Linked DNA regions of Homo sapiens: region 1 is linked to region 2. The links are chromatin contacts, found by Hi-C or POLR2A ChIA-PET in ENCODE. All regions are on one chromosome and are shown on one strand. Each heading gives the region's core, a stretch centred on a gene start or an enhancer-like site at or near the end of the contact. The rest is flanking DNA. Distances are from core to core; before and after follow the strand shown. Region 1 has its middle 14 kb from the start of RHOT1. Region 2 holds the start of PSMD11 (proteasome 26S subunit, non-ATPase 11).

Evidence for each region. A loop is a pair of places that touch in the nucleus more often than their neighbours do. ChIA-PET counts read pairs that join two places held with the same protein, here RNA polymerase II (POLR2A). Pooled maps may share reads with other maps.
Region 1: a pooled map shows a loop between it and region 2 (6-fold over the local background). The contact joins the enhancer-like site here to the promoter of PSMD11 in region 2. A Hi-C loop is called at or near these places in 6 of 50 pooled maps. POLR2A ChIA-PET finds 5 or more read pairs at or near these places in 2 of 52 experiments (CD4-positive, alpha-beta T cell and PC-9).

What each region holds. Positions count from the first base shown.
Region 1 is chr17:32,126,280-32,130,911 of GRCh38, forward strand. No RefSeq gene overlaps it. Among named protein-coding and RNA genes, the nearest start is that of RHOT1, 14 kb to the right of the region's middle. RefSeq lists enhancers at 1,114-1,333, 1,394-1,453. Within about 2 kb of position 1,257, at least 38 of the 41 ENCODE cell types and tissues checked have a DNase peak (open chromatin) inside an H3K27ac peak, as active enhancers do; they include CD4-positive, alpha-beta T cell and PC-9, where a contact is called at or near this core.
Region 2 is chr17:32,442,893-32,447,519 of GRCh38, forward strand. It overlaps PSMD11 (proteasome 26S subunit, non-ATPase 11), which reads left to right and starts at 1,618. Exons shown (of 14, transcript NM_002815.4): 1 at 1,618-1,722; 2 at 4,053-4,154. The coding sequence starts at 1,632. RefSeq lists a silencer at 1,338-1,507 and enhancers at 1,399-2,014, 1,628-1,707.

The sequences.
Region 1 (4,632 bases), core at 7-2,506, 320 kb before region 2:
CCTTCCCTTGTGTGGGGCCCCACTAGCAATGCACACAGATGCTCATCTAGTTTTGTAAAGTAAGATATTATTTTTTGGCCAGGCACGGTGGCTCATGCCTGTAATCCGAGCCTTTGGCAGGCCAAAGTGGTAGGATCGTTTGAGCCCTGGAGTTCAAGGCCAGCCTGGACAACATGAGGAAACCCTGTCTCTACAAAAAATGTAACAATTAGTTGGGCGTGGTGGTGTGCACCTGTAGTACCAGCTATTTGGGAGGCTGAGGTGGGAGTCCTGGAGGTGGAGGCTGCAGTAAGCAGAGATCATGCCACTGCTCTCCAGCCTGGGTGACAGAGCCAGAGTCTGTTTCAAAGACAAAAAAAAAAAAAGAAATTATTTTTCTTAAAGATGCCCCCTATATTTGTAATCTTTAGGGCCCACAAAACCAAGGTCTGTGTGAGAGGCTTGCTGAAAATGCAGCTTTCAGCTGGGCATGGTGGCTCACACTTATAATCCCAGCACTTTGAGAGGCCAAGGTAGGAGGATCACTTGATCCCAGGAGTTTAAGACCAGCCTGAGCAACATAGCAAGACTCTGCATCTACAAAAAAGTAAAAAATTAGCGGGGCGTGGTGGTGCATGTCGCTGGTCCCAGCTACTTGGGAGGCCGAGGTGGGAGGATCACTTGAGCCCGGGAGGTCGAGGCTACAGTGAGCCATGATTGAGCCACTGCACTCCAGCCTGGGCAACAGACCGAGACCCTATCTCAAAAAAAAAAAAAAGAGAATGCACATTTCTAGCCCTACCCCCAAGCACCCAAATCTTGGAAGATTCTTGTCTTACCAAAGTCTGAGCACCACTATGCGAAATGTTTCTTCCCTACCCCAGTGATTTTTCTATTTGCTTTAGGGCTCAAAAGAGTCATTGCAGTGGTGGGGTCAGCTATTAACATCTCTCTTTTCCTGGAAACCAGTTGATGCCTATAAGAGGGGTTTCCTCAGCTCTCTGAATAACTTCAATTTGTTCTTTTTGGGCCAAGCCCTGTGCTGCCTGGTCCTGCTGATGAGAGTTCGGCTAGAGGGAGGGGTGGGGAGGGGCCTGAGCTGGGGGACCAGCAGGGGGGCAGCCTGCAGCCCTGAACCCTAATCCTCGTCACTGTCCCTTCTCTGCCTCATAAAGGTGTTCTTGCTCTTTCTCCTTTCTAGCCAAGTCTCCTCCCTCCACATATGTGTTCTCATCTAGATCAGTTTCGATTCCCGCTGGTGGAAAGCAGCCTCAGGCAGGGCCACTGCGCAGGAAGGGCGGGCCTGGGTGCAGGCGGGGCTCCGGGAGTCACCCCCAGACGCGCGGCTCCCCTTCCTTGTCCTCCGCATGACGCCCGTGCCGGAGCCCACGTGAGCCTTTGCCAAGGAGAGATTCAGAGATATGAGCAGAAAAACTGGAAGATGGACTTCTTCAATAAGGCAGCGGGACGGTTTGGCTGATGGAAGATGTTTCCCGGAAGCCTGTTCACGCTCCACCCTGAAAGTCCCAGGGCCGTGAGAGTCAGCCGGGCCGCCGAGGCGGTGCCCTCCAGGCTGCAGGATGATCCAGGGACTGTTTTCCTCAGCACTGTGTAGGTTTCAGCTTATGAGTTCTGTCCATGTTTTGTGAGATTTATAGCTAAGTATTTACCTTTTCGAATGATTATAAACAACATAGTAGTTTTAATTTTAGTGTCTACTTGTTTTTTGTTACTATATAGAAATACAATCGATTTTCATATATTTATGTTGCATCCTCTGTGCTTCTAAACTCACTAGTTTTGGAAGCTGTTTTTTGTTTTTAGATTCCTTAAAATTTTATATATGGGCAATCATGTCATTTAATAATCAACCTGTATGCCTAAAATAATCAACCTGTATGCCTAAAATAATCAACCTGTATGCCTTTTATTGTAAGAAAATCCCTAAATACTGGGATTACAGGTGGTGAGCCACCGTGTCCAACCTGAAACTTTTTTTTTGGTGATTTCAAATGAACTTGACTTTTACTGTAATTATACCTAAAGTATTTGTAAACAATTGTTTAGAACTTCTATTTGTCATGGACTTTTGAGTTTATTCTTTGGATCATATAAAAAGACTTTTTTTTTTTGTTTTTAAAGTTATAAATCTCTGTATGCACTTTGCTTTTCTTAATTAAACATAATCCAAAGTAAGCTGTGACTCATTTATTTATTTATTTATTTGAGACAGGGTGTCGCTTTGTCACCCAGGCTATGGCTCCATCTTGGCTCACTGCAGCCTCAACCTCCCAGGCTCAAGCAATCTTCCCACCCACCTAGGCCTCCCGAGTAGCTGGGACTACAGGCATGCACCAGCATGCCTAGCTAATTTTTGTATTTTTTGTAGAGACAGGGTTTCTCCATGTTGCCCAGGCTGGTCTCAAGCTCCTGGACTCAATCAGTCCTTCTGCATCGGCCTCTCACAGTGTTGGGATTACAGGCGTGACTTTGCCACCATCCCCGGTTTGTTTTTTTTCAACAGGCAGAGTTTAACTATCACGGAAGCCTCCCGCCTCAGCCTCCCAAAGTGCTGGGAATACAGGTGGAAGCCACTGCACCCATCCAGCTATGATTCTTCGGTAGTGTACAAGATTGTACACTACCAATGTATCTGATTTTCAATTTTTCTTGAAATGTGATGCAAGTGGTGTCAGCCTGCTGATAAGTTAACATTGTTCAGGATGAATCTTCTACAGAAATAATTGCTTTTTTTCCCCAGTATTTAGTACTGAAAGATATTAATGGTAATATATTTCTGGTTTAATATAAATTAAGCATGTTTTCTAGTTGTGCGTGAATGCTGGCTGGCAACTTAGTAAGTTTTGACAGTTGTTTAAATATGTAATGTTAAGCTTAGGTTTTAAAAAAGTAAAACTTATAAAGGAAAATAAAAAGAATCTCAGGATCCCCAAACTCCTTATGCCAAAGAGAAAGTTAAGCCTGGAGGTTGTGCCACACAACACTGCCATGCTTTTGCCAAGTGCAAAGCTGCTACTTCACAAGCTTGTGTGAAAGCATGAAGCATTAGCCAGACCCCCACAGGATGCAAAAGGCCTCAGGCAGCTCCAGATGTTTGCCCCACAAATCAGTCACACTTAAATATTTTGCTGCCTCAAAAACTTTCAAGATGTCAAGATGTATATCCACCCGTAAAATGAGGGCATGTTGATTGTAACTTTAGGTCTGCAATCTAAATGTAGCTCCTGAAACCAATGTTGTTCCTTTCTACACGGATAATGTTGATTCCAAGCTTATCTTTCCAGGTGCAGAACAAAGCGAAGATGAGATTAATCATGCTTCCACCTACCCGGAGACACCTGCACAATTAATTCTTCCTTTACTCCCTTTTTTTCCTTCAGAAGTTCACCTTATCTTATGTAAAATGCAGATCTACTGGGCACTAACTAAAGTCTCACAAGAATATAACCATTCCCTGTCTCACTACTTACCTGCCCCTCATCCTACATGCCTTCCCCACCCCTCTTTTTTTTTTTTGAGATAGAGTTTCGCTCTTGTTGGCCAGGCTGGAGTGCAATGGCGTGATCTTGCCTTACCACAACTTCCGCCTCCCAGGTTCAAGCGATTCTCCTGCCTCAGCCTCCCGAGTAGCTGGGATTATAGGCATGTACCACCACGCCCATCTAATTTTGTATTTTTAGTAGAGATGGGGTTTCTTCATGTTGGTCAGGCTGGTCTCCAACTCCCGACCTCAGGTGATCTGCCTGCCTCGGCCTCCCAAAATGCTGGGATTACAGGCTTGAGCCACCGTGCCTGGCCATGCCTTCCCCTGTTTAAGGATATGTATAAATACTAAATCTCCTTAAAACCTCTTCAGAGAATCCATGCCACAGACTCTTTCTGTGCCTTGTGTTTTTCCTGGGCACTTCCTCAAGCTTGGACTCAATAAACTTTGGCTGATGGAGACTTACCTCAGCCTGTCATTTTTTTTGTTTAACAAACTGATAAACTGCTGTTTATTATTTACTTTTAAAAAAAGAAAATAAATATGAATGTGTTTGGCACATTCAAAAAAATTTAAGAACTGCTTTCAAAAGACGCTGTTGAAAAAATGAAAAGATCGTCACAGGCTGAGAGAAAATATTTGAAAATCAGATTTCTGATAAAGTGCTTGCATCTGTCAAGTCTTGTTAAACACCAACAACAACAAAAAAAAGTACTCTCATCCAAAATATGTAAATTACTCTCAAAATTAAATAATGAGAAAACCATCTAAGTTTATAAATGGGCAACATGTTGGAACAGACAATGCAAAAAAAGAAGAGACACAGGCATAAATAACCAACTGAATAGATGTTCAACATCATCACTCTTTAAGGAAATGCAAATTAAAACCATTAATGAGACACCACTCCACAATTATTAAAATGAAAACATTTCACTCAGGCTTGAGAGGCTGATAATGAGGTTCTGCCTGTCTTGTCACCCAGAGTTATCTGATACACCTTAGGAATGCACCCTGAGACTGGGTAATTTACAAAGAAAAGAGATTTATTTTGGTTCACAGTTCTAGAGGCTGGGAAGTCCAAGATTGAGCAGCTCATCTGGTCAGCTTCTGGTGAGGGCCTTTGACCTGTGTCCTAACATGGCAGA
Region 2 (4,627 bases), core at 368-2,867:
TTTCATCCCAAAACCATCCCCCCTCCTCACATCCGTGGAAAAATTGTCTTCCACAAAACTGGTCCCTGGTGCCAAAAATGTTGGGGTCCACTGTTTTATGGTACTCCCTCTTTGTAGTGAGGCCAGCACTCTATCCTCTCCTATGATTTCTTCTAAAGCCTCCCACCTCAGCCTCCCAAGTAGCTGAGACTACAGGCGTGCGCCACCATGCCCGGATAATTTTTGTATTTTTAGTAGAGTCGGGGGTCTATGTTGCCCAGGCTAGTCTCAAACTCCTGGGCTCAAGCGATATGCCCACCTCGCCCTCCCAAAGTGCTGGGATTACAGGCATGAGCCACCGCGCCTTGCTAGAAGCCATTTAATCCAACTCTCCATCAAAGTCATGAATCCTGTTTACAACAACCTGATGAGATGTCAACTACTTTTCACGTGAACACACCCAGGAATTAGGAAGGCATTCCCTAACCGGCAGCTCTTATCTCTCCCAATCACGATTTGAGCTTCACCAAATAACTCAAACCCCTGTTTCCTCACATATTAAAGGGGAGTAAATATCTGCTTTACAGAACATTGTTGGGAGAATAAAAGGAGATAGAGGAATATAAATGGCCTAATCCACTTACAGAGGAGGGTGTGCAATGTTAGTCCCCTTTTTGCCTCCTTTTATGGGACAGCACATTCCATTTTTGGATCGTCATCACCTAGAGAAAGGTCTTCCTTAATACTGAATTGTCTTTGTATCCTTTTAGCACCTTTCTTAAGTTTAACCCTAAGTGGTCTCATAGAATGTCATTTTTCCGTCCACACGACGTCTTCACTGATATCTGTGACTTTAGTTGAAGGGGCTGAAGATATTGGGAAGAATAATTCAATTTTTTCCTTCCTCCGTCCCTCCCTCCCTCCCTTCCTTCCTTCCTTTTTTTTTTTTTTTCTTTGAGCTGGGGAGCTGGGTGAGGCTTCTGTGGATTCCCAAGAGGTATTTGTGGCGTGAATGGAGCAAAGGTGATGTTTCACTTCATCACGTCCAGCACTGTCCCAAGGTTAAATGGGCGCGTGAGGACAGTTTTCTCCGGTCCTGGCGGGTTTGCCCACCTGCCGGCCAGCGTTCTGCGGGAGTCAAGCCTGGAAAGCGTGTGTGCGGCGCACAGGCGTCAGACACTGGAACGCATTCGAATGGTGCTATTCTTTGCCACATAGCGAGCACTTTATAAGGTCACTTATCGTCCCGAATGAATGGTTAAATCGTGGAAGCCGCAAAGAAAGCCACGCAGCTTTGACTCAATACCTAGCCCAGTACTCAGGAACCCCTCTCAGGGGTGCGCGAGCGGGGCCGGAATCAAGAAGCCTCTTTTGGGGTGGGCGGGGACCGATCTAGAGCTCCCACTGCGGGGCACCGCCTCTTTTCCTCGCCGGCCGCCCGCTAGGAGGCGCTGGGGAGCTTGCAGCCCACCTGCGAGGCGGTCCCGCTCTCCCCACCCCTCAGCCCGCGCCCGGCGGAGAGACTACAACTCCCGGAGTGCTCTGGGAACGGAGCCACGGGAGCTACAGGCGGAGGGACCCGAGGGCGGGCTTTCCGGGTGTGTGTTTCCGGCGTCGGCGGCCGCGGCCGGGGACGGTGTGAGAGCGGTAAGATGGCGGCGGCGGCGGTGGTGGAGTTCCAGAGAGCCCAGTCTCTACTCAGCACCGACCGGGAGGCCTCCATCGACATCCTCCACTCCATCGGTAAAGGTCGCCGCGCCGCCTCCCCGGCCCCGCCGGCCCAGCTCGGCTTATGTCGGTCGGCGGCAGCGGAGAGGGGCCCGGCTAGCCGGCTCTGATGCTGCTGACTCACTGTGTGAGGGGGGCCGGGCCGGGGGCGCAGGCCGCTCGGAGCTCCCCAGAGCCTCCCAGGTCTCACTCTTGTGGGAGGGCTTGAGGCAATCCCCGGGTCCCCTCGCCGGCTGCTGACTCACGGGGGGCTCAGCGTAGGGTGGGAGAGTGGGCCGAGCCGGGCCCCCGGGGATCCCTCCCTAGCCATGTCCCCGGCTCTGGCCCGCACGAGCTGGTCTGGGACCCGGAGCAGTGCCGGCCGGCGTGCTTGTCACGGACTGGTCCTAGAGTCTCTACTTGAAAGGCCTTGGCGAAACCAGCTCTGGACAGGCATTTCCCGCCGTTGTAATCAGCACAGCCTGCTCCGGGTGGGAGCGCGAGCGCTTGCTCTTCTCTGGGAGTTTCCTTCCACGGGACGCTGGGAGCTGCTACTCCTCAGCCCCACGGCAGAAAGCTCCACTAAGAGGAGGGTCTCTTTCAGAATGTGGGAAATTCAGGGGTGACACACACCTCAGATTGGCATTTGGTTTGTGGAGGTGGCCGAGACGCTCATCTGCTCTGTGTAGGGTGTAAGAGTGAGGTGTTGGAGCGGGACCGCCTGGCTAGAGGAGGTGACTAATCTTTCCAGACTGCCTGTAGGGGTTGGAAGTGAGTTAAGGGAGTTAGTTGTCAGCCGCGGAGTTCAGGGAATTCTTTGGAACGGGTCGGCTGCATGTTGCCGGAAAAATTAAAATTTCTTAACGCTGTAATAACGATGGTCTTACACCTACACACAACAGGAAAACTGAAATGGGAATCCCAGCCAGTCGCTTCCGGCAGCTTTCTGTTGGGATTCAAGTGTGAACAGAAATTTATTACGACAGAAGAAGACGTTAATGTTCACTCATAAAGGATTCAATTAGGGCTTGGACTAGCTCTTCACTGCACATGTAATGGCATCTTTGTAGTGTAGTTTGGGAAGATCTGAATTGGCTCAACAAGTAGTATGAGAATGCACCTGTATGTGGGACTTGCAAGATGTTGGCATTTGACTTAGTGTGTTGAATTTTGGTATTCCAGACCTGCACGGAGAAAGGACAATGACAAGATCTTGATACTTTATCATTGGGGATACTAGAGAAGGAGAGGAAGTGGGCGTCAAGGTGTATCTTTGAATGATATTGGTAAAAGGTGTTTCATTTTAAAAGTTCTGATCTTAGGTCAGTTACTTCTACGGAACCAGAGTCATCTCAATCACCGTTACATGGATATTTTATTCTGAGTACACACTATTATTTAGAACTAATGTGAGGAGCATGAATTTTAATAGTCTGTGTCTAGTGTCTAATATTTTTTCTTTCATAAAGTAGAAATTACGTCAAATATTACAATTAGAGTATTTCCTGTTGGCCCACTATTCTAGGGGAGAGTTCCCTGAAAGCTTCACTGTTAGAGCAAGCTTGAGTCATGGTGGTTGACGGCCTTACTTTTTCTGGACTCCATCATGGTTTTTGTCAAGTCATGATGCTTTGTAAGAGTAGTAGTAACTAGTGATGATCACTACAAACTTGGAGAGGCTATTCCATGTTTGAATGTTAAAATAGTTATTAACTGTTGAAAATAGGACAGATAGCACAAAGTTATTTTAACAGACCTCAATGCATTAAAAAGCAGCAGTCTCCCCTAAGTGTAGCTGTGCAGGATCTGGGGCTTTGATAGAGTTGTTTTTCTTGAATGGCTTTATAGACCTGCTTATCCCTAACACACCCATCAGCTGAGGCTTTGCACAGACCTAAAGTTTATTGAAACGCTTTTGACTTACAGGCATCAGTAACTTGGTCAATTGATTTTAGTTTGTGGCATAAACGCACAGGCATGTTTAATATCTTCCCATAAAATAGTGACTGGAACAGATCTTGGCACCATAAGTATGAAGGATTTGTTTTGTTTTAATTTCACTTTAACCAAGTGACCACAACAGAAACTTAGTGTATGTAGGTAAGCAAAATTCTGCTGGGTAGAATGAAAAGGCACATTTAAAATCAAAGAGAAGAATCCTTTTTTTATGATTTACATGGAGCATATTCTACGTATATATGATCTTTTTTTTTTCCTGGCTTAGAGTTTTTTTTTTTTTTTTAACTCTAGAATTTGTCTTTTGGTAAATATGTTTGAGTTTGTAATGGATCTTATGAGGGTGAAATTTCCCTCAGTCTTCATTTTTTGGTCAGAATTTTAAGAGGGTTTGCATTTTCCTCTCCCAGTGAAGCGTGACATTCAGGAAAACGATGAAGAGGCAGTGCAAGTCAAAGAGCAGAGCATCCTGGAACTGGGATCTCTCCTGGCAAAGACTGGACAAGCTGCAGGTAAGTGCTACACATGGATTGTATCTGAAATGCTCAGTGAAATTCCTGTCTTTTGTTGGAGTGAAGAATCATGGGACTGATCCACAAACTGAATTCAGCTTTATTTTCTTGGCAACTTGTTGAGCTTCAGTTTTTTAGCAGGCAATTAAGTGGCCTTTAAACTCACTTCTTTCCTGGTAGTTTAGTTTTGCAAATGAGAGACAATCTTATTTTTGTTGGGATATAGTGATTTCTGATTTGTTTCTGGTTTTTGAATTCTCACTGTATTCCCTTACATAGAGGCAGCAACAGTCTTCAATAATTTCACTGAGCAACTCTGATGTATTTAAGATAGATAACAACTTTAAGCGCCTGATTTAAAAATGACAAAGGATTTTGTATCCAAGTGACTCACTGTCATTTTTTTTTGATAGATTCAGAATGAGAATGAATAAGACATTAAATGGAGCCTTCCCAAGACTTCTGCATTCATA